2 separate regions of the Homo sapiens genome follow, and region 1 is linked to region 2. Evidence: chromatin loops called from intact Hi-C (ENCODE). Cell type or tissue: ovary. All regions are shown on one strand. Each heading gives the region's core, and the rest is flanking DNA. Links, peaks and the distances in the headings are about the cores only.

What was found. Hi-C counts contacts between places; a loop is a spot of excess contacts. Peaks named below come from ENCODE experiments on the same cell type or tissue, not always from the same donor. Only the 100,000 strongest peaks of a DNase experiment are listed, where the experiment ranks them.
Region 1: a loop joins it to region 2, with 2.1 times the contacts of the local background. A loop is called at or near these places in 1 of 110 quality-filtered maps.

The regions. Positions count from the first base shown.
Region 1 is chr9:135,792,061-135,798,247 of GRCh38, forward strand. It overlaps KCNT1 (potassium sodium-activated channel subfamily T member 1), which reads left to right. Exons shown (of 31, transcript NM_020822.3): 31 at 1-3,442. The coding sequence ends at 101. Among named protein-coding and RNA genes, the nearest start is that of KCNT1, 93 kb to the left of the region's middle. In ovary, for the core only: no CTCF peak of the experiment used is centred there; no DNase peak of the experiment used is centred there.
Region 2 is chr9:136,279,686-136,287,293 of GRCh38, forward strand. It overlaps CCDC187 (coiled-coil domain containing 187), which reads right to left. Exons shown (of 26, transcript NM_001378188.1): 8 at 6,400-7,010; 9 at 5,828-5,921; 10 at 1,866-1,978. It overlaps LOC124902308 (a long non-coding RNA gene), which reads left to right and starts at 3,558. Exons shown (of 2, transcript XR_007061862.1): 1 at 3,558-3,721; 2 at 7,139-7,608. RefSeq lists a silencer at 4,096-4,155. In ovary, for the core only: a CTCF peak has its summit at 4,242 (motif pointing left); a DNase peak (open chromatin) is centred at 4,226.

The DNA of each region.
Region 1 (6,187 bases), core at 1-5,000, 490 kb before region 2:
CCCTGGCTCACGTGGCCAGCAGCTCCCAGAGCCGGAAGAGCAGCTGCAGCCACAAGCTGTCGTCCTGCAACCCCGAGACTCGCGACGAGACACAGCTCTGAGCCAGCCCTGCACGGAGCTCAGGCCACCAAGCCCGGGGTCCTCAGGAAGGACGTGGAGGAGCGTGTGAGGACACGGTGGCACTAGCGTGACCCTGGGGATGGCACACTCTACTCACCATGGCTCCTGGGACTCCACCCTGGAAAGGAGCCCCTCATGCGGGGGGAGGGCCAGCTCACCCCTGGGCACCTGCAGGCTAGTGAGGAGAGTTTTTTAACCTATTTTTACACGTCGATGCAGTCCACTTCTCTTTACACAGATGTACCGCAACTCGTGACCAGGGCTGGCTGGGAGGGCAACGCAGGGACTGGACGCCCTACAGGGCCGAGCCCAGGCTGTGCTGGAGGGTGGGGCTGGGGTGCATGGGGAGGGGAGCAGAACCCAGAACCCAGGAGCCCCGCGTGGGCCACACCCAACTCAGAGCCGGCCTGAGCGTTCACGGCCAGGCAGCCTCGCTTCCTTGCAGCCAAGGGCTGGGGGCCAGGGCTGCTGTTCTGCACTCTGGGGTGGGTGAGGGGGACCCTGGGCTGTTTGCTGTCCCAAGCCCCTTCTGGAAGTTAGAAGCAGCAAAGGGCCCGGGGAAGCCGGGCATGTGAGAGGGGTGCGTCCCCAGGTCCCCCAGAGGGCCCTGTCGCCGAGGACCTTTCTGAAGGAAGCAGAAGACGCCATTTCCTCTACTTCACACTGAACTGTCCCAGCCACTGCATCTAGGGGGCATTGGGCGGAAGATGGTGCATTTCCATGGACCATTTTACACTTACCTTTTAAAGCAAAGCCTCATTTTCTAAACCCCTGACTTGTGAAGCACAATTCAGCCTCCGGGCTGGGCCACGTGGAGAGAGAGGATCTTCTCAGCAAGGCGAGATCCCGGGCGGCGGCTGACATCAGGAGCGCCACCCTGCGTCCTTTGCTGCTGGTTCCTTACTGGTTTGTACGGTCAGCGCTGGAAACTTCTATTAAATGGATGCATTCTGGAGGCATGAAGTTACAAGTCAAGTCGCCCTGCTCGTGTTTCCAAGGCTCTCACCCCTCCCAGCCACCCCACTTTAAGGGTTACAAACACCTGCTGGGGTCCCCACCCCAACCCCATAGGCAAGCCCCCATTCCCCAGCCAGGCCAGGACAGTCCTTCCAAAACTCGGGAACCAAATTGTATTTGGCTACTGGTGACTGGATCCTGGTAGCCAGGAAACCTGCCTGGTGGTGGGGGTCCCAGAGTCCAGGAGGGCTGTCTGGTGAGCTGCCCATCAGCCTCACCCCTGCAGCCAGGCATGTCCCTGGGGTGGGCACAGAGACCCCAGGCTCTGCCCGCAGTGGCACAGAACTCATCTGAGGCCAGTGGCTGCTGGGGATCCCCTACACTGGGGGTCAGGGCTGCCCCAGGTGGGGATGTGTGTGCACCTCACCACGTTCACTTCAGGGTACCCCAAGAGGCTGAAGGGGAAGGACCAAAAGGCCGAGGTGCAGCCCCTCCCCGGTGTCAGGGCAGACAACACAGCAGCTGCTGGAGGGGCCGGCCCTGGCCACACAGACTAGCTAGTCCCTTACTCCCGGCCTGTCTGGAACCCTCCTGCTCAGAAGGTGCCCACTAGCCCTCTGTGGGGGACAGAGCCAGACATGGGTGGTCAGGGAGAGGCTGTGTGGATTCAGGGGACCAGAAAGTAAGTCCCAGGACCTTGATGGAGCGGCAGGGATTGATGTTGGGCTAGGGTGGCCAGAGCCTGTCCCAGCAGGGCTGGGGTCTATCACGTTCCTGGGATCCAAGCAGCGAGCACGCCCTGCCCCGCAGTCACCCCGCCCCGCAGTCGCCCTGCAGCTGGAAGGCCCAAGTCTGCCTCACCTGGGTGGCCTCTCATGTCCCCCACACCCTGGCCCCCAGGCGAGGGGGGCTGCACAGCACCTGCAGGGAGGAGAAGGGAGAGAAAAGCCGGTCTGGCTGCTGGGATGGGAGGGCCACAGTTCCAGCAGTGGCAGGGGAAGCTGTAGCCCCTGGAGCCCCACACTGGAAGAGCTGGCCTGCAGGAGGCACCATGGGGGAGTCGCATGACTTATTCGGGATTGACTTGCGATGTGGATGGTGTTCCCGGAGTCCCCTGTGGCCACTCCACCACCATGAGGCCGGGAGGCATCTTAGCCTTTGAGCCTCTCTCCAGGGGTGAGCGGAGCCCCCCAAAGAGGGCTGAAGGCTTGCTGCCCAAGAGGGGCTGGGTGAGCACTTGGGGCCTCTGAGAACATCAGTGGTCCGTTCCCTCCTGCACACTGGTGGCAAGTGGCAGCATTTTTTCATAATCTCCAGTAATGAGGCCACTTCGGGTCCAGCCCTGGACATCCGAGGAGGAGGCGGGCAGTCCCTGCCCCTTCACTAACCGCAGAGGATGCCAGCTCTAGGCCCCCTGCTCCGCCTGGAGCTCATGCGGGCAGCCGTGGACACAGGTGGCACCCAGCGCCCAGCGGCCTGTGAATCCTCCCGTGGGCAAAGCTGGGAGCCAGGGGCTGGAACCAGGCAGGTCAGTGACTGTGAGATGCCAGCTGCCAGCCCAAGAAAAGCTGCCTGCAGCATCTGGAAACTTCTGTGCTCTCCTTGGCCTCTGTGTTCTTCATCTCCAGGTTTAGGGAGCACCCGGGTGCCTCTCTGCTTGTCCCGAGCCCACTCACCAACAGCCCCAGCTTGCACAGTCATGACATCAGGAAGGTGGGTCCCTGCTCCCAGCCGTCCTCGTCCACCATCACTTCTCCCAGCCTCGTGTCCTGCTGACCCATAAAAGGTCCCCCTGCAAAGTACACCAAGTGAAGTAGGATCTGAGCAAAGGTTGAGGGACTGAATTCCCTAAGAAGTCATCACTGCCTAGAATAAGCGAAAAGAATTTTTTTTAATGTTTTACGGTAGAATTATTTGAAACATACAAAATGAGTGAGACACCTGCTATTTTCCTTATTCCTGTTTTTTGTTTGTTTTTATTTTCCTTATACCTAATTCATCTAACAGAAAACTGGGCAGGGCGCAGTGTCTCACACCTGTAATCCCAGCACTTTGGGAGGCCAAGGCAGGTGGACTGCTTGAGCCCAGGAGTTGAGTTTAAGATCAGCGTGGGCAACATGATGAACCCTGACTGTATCAAAAAGTACAAAAAAAAAAATAGCTAGACGTGGTGGCATGTGCATACAGTCCCAGGTACCCAAGAGGCTGAGGAAGGAGGATCACCTGAGCTGGGGAGGTTGAGGCTGCCGTGAGCTGAGATGGCACCACTGCACTCCAGCCTGGGTGGCAGAGAGAGACCCTGTCTCAAACAAAACAAACAAACAAAAAAGAAAAAGAAAATAAAACTGTTTGCTCAAAATCAGAATACCAACAGTGTATTGGGTGATTATCGCTTATGTGTGAGTGAAATGTAAGAGCAACGTTAAAAGGGACAGGTGGGAGGAAGCGGGGGCCATCAGTTACAAGTTACCATGTGACCTGAGAAGCAGTACAGTGTAACTTACAGGTGGATCTGGATGAGCTGCAAACTCTAGGGCAACCACTAAAATATATATATACTTATTTTTCTTTTTATTATTTTTTTCTATATATGGAAGTATAATTGATACGCTACAAAAGACAAGACTATGGAATCATATAAAATGCTTAACTGAAACCAGAGAAAGCAGAAAAGAAAGGCAGATAGAAACTAAGACCAAGGGCAACAAATAGAAAACAGTTACAAATATGGTAGATGATAATCCCACGAACCCAGTCATCACATTCAATGTACATGAATTAGTCTAAATACACCAATTAAAATACAGAGACTGGCCGGGCGCGGTGGCTCACACCTCTAATCCCAGCACTCTGGGAGGCCGAGGCGGGCGGATGACCTGAGGTCAGGAGTTTGAGAACAGCCTGGCCAACATGTGAAACCCCAACTCTACTAAAATTACAGAAACTAGCCAGGCGTGGTGTTGTGTGTGTGTGCCTGTAATCCCAGCTACTCCGGAGGCTGAGGCACGAGAATCACTTGAACCCAGGAGGAGGAGGCTGCAGTGAGCCAAGATCGTGCCACTGCACTCCAGCCTGGATGACAGAGCAAGACTTCATCTCCAAAAAAAAAAAAAAAAAAAAAAAGATGGAGACCGATAGTGGATTTGTTAAGTCCCCAAGTTATGGAGAGTCACATGACCAGCACGTCAGCCCCAGCTTCAGCAGTCCTCAGCCCTGTCTGTCCTTCTCCACCTCCCACACACACCTCAAGCCTGGATGTGTGTCCAGGCTGGAGGGTTTTAAAGTGACCCCTAGATGGCACATGGTTTTACAGCCGGCAGTGTGGCCAGCCAGTTCCCCGCAGCTCCAGCTCCTGAAGAGCCCCTGGGTACAGGAAGGTGTCCCGCTCAGCAAGCAGATGCTCGCCGCTGGAGAGGTCCAACCTGGTCAGGTGCTCAGGCTGCAAAGGGCACCCACGGCAGGTGGCACAGCTGGTTGGAAGCCAGGAAGAGCTCCTCCAGGCAGGCACCTGCTTGAAGGTGCCAGGTGACAGGTGAGCGATGCAGTTGCCTGAGGGTGCATGTACCTCAGTGGGGAAACTGAGGCACGGCCCCTTCATGGCCATGCCGCCTGCCAGGTGTCCAGGCATTGGCTACCATGATCAGCCCCTGCAGTGCCCCTGGGTCCCAGAAAGCTGCCGTCTCTGCCCCACAGCTGCCTGGATGGTTGTGTGTGCGGGCCAGGCTCCAGAGGCCCCACCTTGCATGCATGGAAGGCACAGAGGACCTGTGAGGGGCACTGAGGCACGGCCGCTGCAGGGCAAGGGCTTCTCCTTGAGCAGAAGAGTCAGGCAGGACTGAGGACAGAGGATGCTCAGAGAGCAGCCGGCCCAGCCCCTGCACCTGCCCGGAGCCTCGCTGCTCCACTTGCCCTGGCATTCCCGAAAGCAGGCTGCAGGGGAGCCACAGGGCACCCGGGGCAGAGTCTCACGGAGCCCCCAACTCACACATTCGATCTACTGCTGCGACTCCCAGCCCGCCCCAGAGGACAGCAGCCAGGAGCCCTCCTGACCTCCGAGGAGCCCAGATCTCCAGGGGACTGACAGTGGCTTGACCTCCTGTCTGCTGAGCACCGCCGAGCCTCAGCGCCAACCCCGGAGCTCTGCGCTCTCCCAGGATGCCAGCTCCCATCCAGCTGTTCCTGGGCCCCTGCCCTCACTCAGCCCGCCCTCTGGCACCACCTCCACACGTGAGCTCACTCTCTTTCTCTGTTCCCCTCTGAGCAGCTGAGCTTCTCCAGCCTTCCCCCATGCCGTCCTCTTCCTCACCCCACCCCCAGTGCCCCCCAAAACACACCCTGAGTCAGGCTGGCTCCTGGCCACTGAACATGAAGGGTGCTGCTGGTTCTCACCTCACTTGACCTCCACTGGACACTCACCCCACCCGCCCTCCGAAGAGTCTGTCTTGGCCCTCCTGATGGTCCTCACGCAGCCCCAGACTACTGAGGTTTGCCGGTGCTGACCCGTCTACCAGCTCCCCCAGAAGTCCATCCACACTCAAGTCCGGGAACTCGTCAGCCCACTCCACATTCCAAGTGGCTGTCCTGGGGGTACCTCAGACTCCACGTGTCCAAGCCGATCCATCTGTCACACCCTCAAGACCCCATGTCCTCCCTCAGTGTCCCCCACCCACACCCTGAGGCCACCCGCCGTCTCTCACACGGGCACTAGGGGGCGCCTCTGCCCTCTTTCCTCTGCTTCCCAAGCAGCCTCCGCCCTCTCCAGCATCACCAGGAAACGCTCCCTTTCCTGTGCCTTGGGCCCTTTGCCTGTTCTCTGTAACCAGAGCTGACCTTCAAATCCACCCTATCACTGTCTAAAATCCTGGGGTGCAGCGTGACGAAGCAGCCCTAAATTCTGAGCGTGACGAAGCAGCCCTAAATTCTGAGAGCGGCTGTGAGTTCATGCTGGGGTGGGCCTTGGGGGCTTGGCCACAGCGCCTGGCACCCAGGATGCTCATGAAAGGCACTGATGGCTGTTTGGGACCAGGCATTCTTCCAGGCATGTGTCAAACACGGCCACCCCTGGAAGGCCCTGGGAACAGCCTGACCCTGGCCGTGCTCCCGGCCCTGA
Region 2 (7,608 bases), core at 1,254-6,253:
CTGGGAAGCTTGCTGCACCTCCCTGGGCTGCACTTTCTGGGAAGAGAAAAGGTGCTGCTATGGTTTGAACATTTGTCCCTCCTCATGTTGAAATACAAGGCAATTCAGCCATGAGGCGGCAATTCAGCCACAAGGCGATTCAGCCATGAGGGTTCCACCCTTGTGAATGGATGAGTGCCATCATTGTGGGTGCAGGTTCACTATAAAAGGAAGAGTCCCACCCCGTCGTCCTCTCTCCTTCTCGCCCTCCTGCCTTCCTCTCTGTGTTGATGCAGCAAGAAGGCCCTTGCCAGACACCGGCATCTTGTTCTTGGACTTCCCAGACTCCAGAACTGTGAGCCAATACATTTCTGGTCATTATAAATCATCCGGTCTCTGGGATTCTGTTACGACAGCATAAACAACCAAGGCCAGAGGCCCACGGGGGCCTTCCTGGCTCTGAACTGCCGCCCCACCCCACCGGCACATGCGCTTTCTGCCTCTTCCTGTTGAATTCTCCCCTTGGCACTCATGCCTCAGATCCCACACACTGTGTATCCTCACTTGCTCATCTTCTTACTGCCCACTTGCCCTGAAACACAGGCACTGTAAGGGCCGGGGCCTGCTCTCTCAGTGCCAGGCAGGCAGTGATGCTCAGAGGGTGTGTGTGGAAGGAAGGGGCAGGTGCATACCAGGGCTGCAGAGGCTCCCACACCCTGGAGACTGGGAGAGTCTCCCAGGGGAGGGGCCGGGGTGGGGAAGACGCAGACCCTTCCTCCCTCAGAGGGCTTCAGGTGTGAGCCCGACAAGCCCTCCCCTCCATACACACAAGCAAGCATGCACACACACATGCACGTGCACACACACACAGGACCCTCTCTGCTGGTCCACAGAGAACAGCTTCCCTGAAGCTGCCAGGTGTGGCTCCAGGGCCCTGGGTGGATGCTATCAGTTGGGGAGGACCCGATGAGCACTCCCAAGCCCCACAGCCGGGAAGCAGACTCCAGGAGGGCTCCAGCCCAAGGCTTTGAACCCAGACCAGGACTGGAACCCTTCTCCTCCCCCTGGCACTGGCCCTGCAGCAGGAACACCTGGGGCTCCGCCCACTCCCCCAGGCCTTCCTCAGGCCTCCCCGCTGCCAGCCAAGGAGGGTGCAGGTTGTATCTGGGGCTGCTCTGGGGTGGTGGTCCAGGGTTAGGGGTTGGATGGGGGCCCCCATTCACTCAGAATGCACCCTCCCACCATCTCTCCCCCAGCCAGACATGAATGTGTTTTACTCCAATGCTCAAAACCTGTTCTTTTGAAGAAAATCAACAGACAATGATGAAGCGGCAAACGGGGGTCCCCCACTTCTGAGTCCACACTCAGTTCCCATGGCTGCACCAGCCCCTCCAGCTGCCCTGCCAAGCCCCCCAGCCAGGAGGGTCCTACAGCGCAGCCCACGCCAGCACGAGGCCCTCAAGCCCAGGGCTTCAGCAGCTGCTGGGTCCCTTGGGCACCAGGCAGTGGGCACTGCTCGTTGGAAACCCCGGATGAAAACACTCAGTAGCAGAAGAAAAAGTCGAATCCGAGCTGATGGGACTGTAAGGAAGCGCCCTAGGAGGTGGGCTGGGCACAGCGGCACGGGGCATGGCTGTCATGAAATAAGCACGTGGGTCTCATCCACCGAGGGCCCATCACTGCAGGTGTGGTGAGCACAGAGCACGCAGAGGGTCCCGAAAGCCTCTAAAACCTTTAATAACGAGGCGTGGATGCTCTCCACGTGGAAAAGGATTTCTCTACCCCGTAGGGCCAAGCTCGAGTGCTAGGCAGTGGAAGGTGTTCTCGGTGGATGCCCCGGCCACCCGACCAGCCAGCCCAGGGCCTGTCCGCAGGGTCGCCCTTACCGCAGCTCCGGGGGGTGCAGGGCGCCACAGAATCTGCCCCTCCGACCGACGGCGTCTCCTCCAGTCCCAGGGAGCCCCAGATAGGGTGCAGCGTGGCTGGGCCCGCATATGAGCTGGAAGACACAGGCACACGTGTGGCAGGGCCAGGCCCGTGGAGGAGACAGGAGGCAGGGAGATCCGGGGGACAGCCCCTCATTGAGCAGGAACCTGGGCTCCCGTGGCCTGGAGCAGCTCTCAGACCCCCAACAGTGTGCCCAGGGTGGGACCCAAGGGCCAAAAGCCTGGCGGGGGAAGGGCCTGAGGCCTGGGAGCCAGGAGGCAGGGGTGAGCGGGAGGCAGGGGTGAGTGGGTGGGGCCTGAGCATGCGTCCCAGCGTGGTGGCGTGGGCTGAGGTGAAGCCACCAGCCCACATCTGGGAAGCGTTGGCGCCAAGCCTGGCTGCTCGGAGCTCTGCACTCGGACCCCAGGGGGAACAGGGGTGTGCACGGTCAGCTTCCGTGGCCACCGTTGGTCCCCAGGGCCAAGATCAGAGTCTTCCCAGCCAGCGTGGTCATCGGGACCATCTCTACCATCTACTAAGGGCACTGCCCACCAGGCCCAGAGCGGAACGGGGTCACGCATCAGCTGTGACCCTCACCCCACTGCTCAAGGCTGGCACTGGAGACTGCAGGGCAACCTATCTGGGGAGCACCCGGGCTGTGACCATGGAGGCAGGTACAACTGGACCCACACACCTGCCCCCACTCAAGCTGGCCAGCACGCAAGGCTGACAGAGCCAGGAGCCAGGTGTGGCCACTGACCTTTCTCCCAGAGGTGGCCAAGTGGTGAGGGAGAGCTACCAGGCACGGGGAGGCAGTGCTACTGGGATGAGGGGTCTTTGGGGTGCACAGAGAGACGGGTTTGTGGGCGGAGCATGTGCTGAGCCTGCATCCGGGGCATGTGGGCGGGGCATGTGCTGAGCCTGCATCTGTGAGCACGGCTCACCTCACTTCGCATTTCTTATCAGGGCCCCCATCTGTGCTTCCTGGTACACAGTGACCCAGAACCCACTGGAGTGGCTGAAGATGCTGCCCACACCTGTGGCCCAGGGGTTGTTAGGCAGGGGGTAGACACGCCCTCCCTCAGCAGCCCGCAGGGCCCACAGGTGTTTGTCTCACACCTGCTGTGGGCAGGAGCTGTGCAGGGTCTGGTCATGGTGGTGACCCACCTCCCAACCCCCGCCCGCATTCCTGGTGCTGCAGGGGAGCTGGACGTGTGCCCAGGCCGTGAGGGGCTGCATGGCACCTGGGAGCACAGGCCTGGAGAAGTGTTCTGGAACCCGGGCTGGGTGGCTAGAAGCCCCAGTGCCTCCACCACTGAGTGCTGGGCTCCCATGGGACAGAGGGGACAGACTCACCCCAACTCAGAAATCAGTCTGAGGCCGGGCACAGTGGCTCACGCCTGTAATCCCAGCACTTTGGGAGGCTGAGGTGGGCAGATCACAAGGTCAGGAGTTCGAGACCAGCCTGGCCAATATGGTGAAACCCCGTCTCTACTAAAAATACAAAAATTAGCTGGGCGTGGTGGCGGGTGCCTGTAATCCCAGCTGCTGGGGAGGCTGAGGCGGGAGAATCGCTTGAACTTGGGAGGCGGAGGTTGCAGCAAGCTGAGATCAAGCCATTGCACTCCAGCCTCGGCGACAGAGCAAGACTCCATCTCAAAAATAAAAACAAAACAAAACAAAAAAGAAACCAGTCTGAGAGGCGGCCGGGATCTGGGGCACCCGAGAGGCTCAGCGTGGGAAACGCACCAGATGGCAGCAGGTGGAACCAGCAGAGGCTGTGTGCGCCAGCCCTGAAGCTCCAGCCCCTCAAGTGGTGAGTGGCAACGGACAGGCCAGGCCCCTTTCCTGGCTGCCCGAGCAGCGGCGGAAGCCTTGGCAGGGCCCAGCGAGCCTCTGAGCCTCTCCCTAATCCCTGCTCTCCACCAGCCCGGGTCCCTCCGGGCCACGGTTCATGAATATGATTCCGCCTCCTGCTGTCTCTCTGCCGCCTCGGCAGGGCTGTGGGGGTGGAGGGCACAGTCCAGTGCCCAGCCCTGATGGGAATGTCTGGGTGCCATTGCCACAGGGAGCCCTGGCCGCACCTCTGCCCCTCTGGCTGCACCCAGGCTGTGCCAGGAACGCTGAGACCTCAGCCTGGGTCTGGCCCTGGGGACAGATCTAGCTGGTCCCCCGGGAGCCCGGGGCACTGAAATTAACCTTTTCAAAAATTCTCACTGCCTCCGCCTCTGCCTCCCACCCCTTCTCAAGGGCTGGGCAGAAGTCGTCCTGGGCATTGCAGGCGACAGAGGCGAGGTCTGGCCCGATGCTGCCCTCTTCTGGTCACAATGGCTCAGTTCCATGGGCCGGACTGGGCCTGGGCAGCAGGTGGGGTTGGGAGTGAGATGGGGCACAACCCAAAGGCCCTGGCGCAGGCACCAAGCCCGCCATCCCCTGAGGGCAAAGGGGGCTTCAGGAGAGGAAGCTGGTGGGGTTTCCTAGGAAGGATGGGCAGGGGAGACCTCGGGCCAGGAAATGTCCCAGCAGGAGGAGAGGGGAGGGGAGGGGCAGGGAAAGGAGGGAAGGCTGGGCTTCGGGAGAGGGCGCCTCCTTCCCCCACATGTGGACTCTGGGCAACAGCCCCTCTGCTGCAGTGCCCACTGCCACCCTAGGGCTACACGTGGTGTCTGCCCTCATGCCCTCGGCCACCCAGCAGAAGACAGCTTGGTGGAGGTGGGTGGCATGACCCAGGCCCTGATGTCTGGGGAGCCCACGTCTAGGTGTCCCTGGTGGACCTGGCCACGCATTGAGGGTGCACAGAGCTTTCCCGAGAGACCGCCGCCGGCCTGGCCTCCTGCTTGCCCCGCCCGTGGTGCTGAGTTTTCGAGCCCGGGTTCCGGGGCTGCCTGGGAAGCAGCTGCTCAGGTCAGGCCGGGGTCCCTCATCCAGGGTGCTTCCGTCAAGGACAGAGGGGTGAGAGTGGCCGGGAGTGGCCCAAGAACGCCTGGCAGTATGCGGTGTGCAGGGAGCCGCGGGGACCAGGAGGGCACTGCTGGCCAGGAGGCCCTGGACAGGGATCCCGGCCCACACCAGCAAGAGCGAGAGGCCGGCTGGGCAGGTGGTGGGCTCGGAGGAAGATTTTTGGTGGGGGGCAGGTGTGGAGGGGGTTTTTTCAGGAGAGGAGATCCAAACGTGTTCACAAATCCCCAGGAGGGACTCAAGGCCACAGCTGCTGCTGAGGCTTAGGTGCTCGGGAGGGAGCGGCCGCCTCGTGCACTGCAACCTCTGTCACGAGCATCTAACTCAGTTTCCACCTGCAAAGCCCCCATGGACCAAGCCTGCTGGGCTCCGCTTCAGCCTGGGGCTCACTGGGGCTGCAGGCGCTGGGGTAGGGCAGATGCTCCCCCAGGGGGAGGGAGTTGGGCTGAGAGGGGCCTGGGGGCGCGGGACAGGCACAGTGTCCCCGGGAAGGGGCTTCAGATGTACCTGTGTGACATGGCCCCAGAGGAGGCTGCAGCCCGTGCTGGGGATGGGAGCCAGGTGTGTGAGGCTCCATGGACAGGCAGCCCTGAGAGCTCAGGTGGGGTCGCCGGGCCCGGATGGCAAGGACCACCCGAGTCACTGTCCCTGCACTCAGTCTGGAGCAGCAGGCAAGAGGGAGCTGCACCAGTGGCGTCCCCGAGGCCCGCAGCCAGTTCAGGGGGCATTCGTGGGGGGAGTGTCTGACGCGGGGCTTCCCTGCCCCGGCCAGCGTCCGAGCCAGCACCACCTGCTCCGGGTCCCTGGCCGCAGCCTCTGGACCAGCATGACGGGGACACATGGGGGTGAAGTGAGAGGCAGCCCGTGAGCGTGGGCGGGCAGGTGGGCAGGTGGGCAGGTGGGCAGGTGGGCAGGCGGGCAGGTGGGCAGGTGGGCAGGTGGGCAGGTGGGCAGGTGGTCTTACCTCCCCGCAGAGGGGCTGAGGGCCTGGAAGGGGGCCACGCCTCTCTGCAGCCTTTTGTCTGGTTTCACGTCCACGTGTCCCTCCTCTGGAAAACCTTGGAGAAGAGGGCACCTGGCTTCACTCCCTGGTCAGCCGGGAGCACGGGACGGGGGACCCAAGCCATCACAGCAGGAGAGGAGCCTGAGACACACCTGACAGGGGTGGGGGTGTGGCAGCCTCCCTGGCCCTCAGGCCTCTCTGCTGGAGGAAGGGCAGGGAGGCAGCAGGGAAGGAGCCACTGGAGCGGCCTCACCCTTCTGGCCAGAGAACAAGACAGGAGCAATAGCTGCTGCGGGTGCCATGTGCCACACAGGAGAGCTCACACATCCCACAAGGATGAGCCCACACACACCACATGCCACGTGGGAAAGCCCACGTACACTATGCTGCTCAGACCCCCTGGACTGTTGTCCTCCTAGCCCCCTTTCCAGAAAGGAAACCAAGGCTCAGAGAGAAAATGGGGTCCCCATTCCTCCCAGCCCACAGGACCCCCTGGCCACCCAGCGGTCACCGTGTCCCGGGTGCCGGCCTACCTCGGGGCTTGCTCTCGCAGTGGGCCCTCGGGCTCACACTCTGCTGTTGCTCCCAGCTGGGGCCCCACGACAGTGTCTCGCCGTCCAGGAAGTAGGTCGGGGGCAGAAGGGGCTGGGGCTGCATGCTCACCCACTCCCCAGGTGCCCCTCTGCCCCAGTTGGGCCCCAAGGCTCCAGGGCAGGCTGGGGTGGCAAGCGTGGGGGTGGCGAGCGTGGGGGCGGCAGGTAGGCTGTGGGGGCACGAGCGCAGCAGGCCCACAGCTGGGTCCCTGACGGTGTCCAGCGCTTCGGCACCCTGCAGCTTGGCGGTGAGGCTATCGACCCGCTGCTTGAGGACTTTGGCTGTGGTCTCTAGCGCCTGCAGCTGCGCCTGCTTATGCCGGAGGTGCAGGGAGCTGGAAGTGCCCAGGTGCTCAGCCTCCTTTGGGTCCAGGTAGATGCACATCCCCCGGGGTAGGTAGCGGGTGGTCAGGTCCTGGAGCTCCAGGGATCCCAGAGAGGGTGAAGCTGACAGCAGCACGGGGGCATCCCGGCCATCTTGGGGGCCCCCCATCCCTGGGGGATCTAGGGTCTCAGCATGGTTCCAGGCTCTGTTCAAACACAGGCAGAAGCTGCAGGAAGAGAGACGTGGACAGATCAGCTCAGGCTCGGTCGCCCCAGCAGGGCACGGAAAGCACGCGTGTTTTGCAGGTGTGAGCGTCACAGCAGCGTCTGTGACGGACCCAGTGTCTGTCCGCAGGGACCAGGGAAGCGGTGACGGTATCCACACAACAGACCACACAGCTGCCGCAAAGAACAGGGCCAGGCGTGAGCGAGGGGGCAGAGGAACTGGATCCCGGGCACTGCCGGTGGGGTGTAAAACCGTCCTGCTGTGGCCAGAGGCAGTTTGGTCAAACATAGAACAACCACGGGTCTGGCAAGTCTGCCTCTGGCCACGCACCCAGAAGAGCTGAAGTCAGAGTCTCAAAGACATCACCCATGTTCACAGCAGCCTTATTCACAACAGCCAAAAGGTGGAAACCACCCAGTGTCCATCGAGGGACGAACGGAGAAGCAAAATGAGGTCCACCGACACGGCGGAATAGTATTCAGCCCTGAAATGGAAGGACATTCCGACGCAGGCTACAACATCACCCTTGGTAGAATAAGTCAGCCAGCCACAAAATGAAACTGGCCCGATGGTCCCCTGGAACTCACGTTCATGGTTTC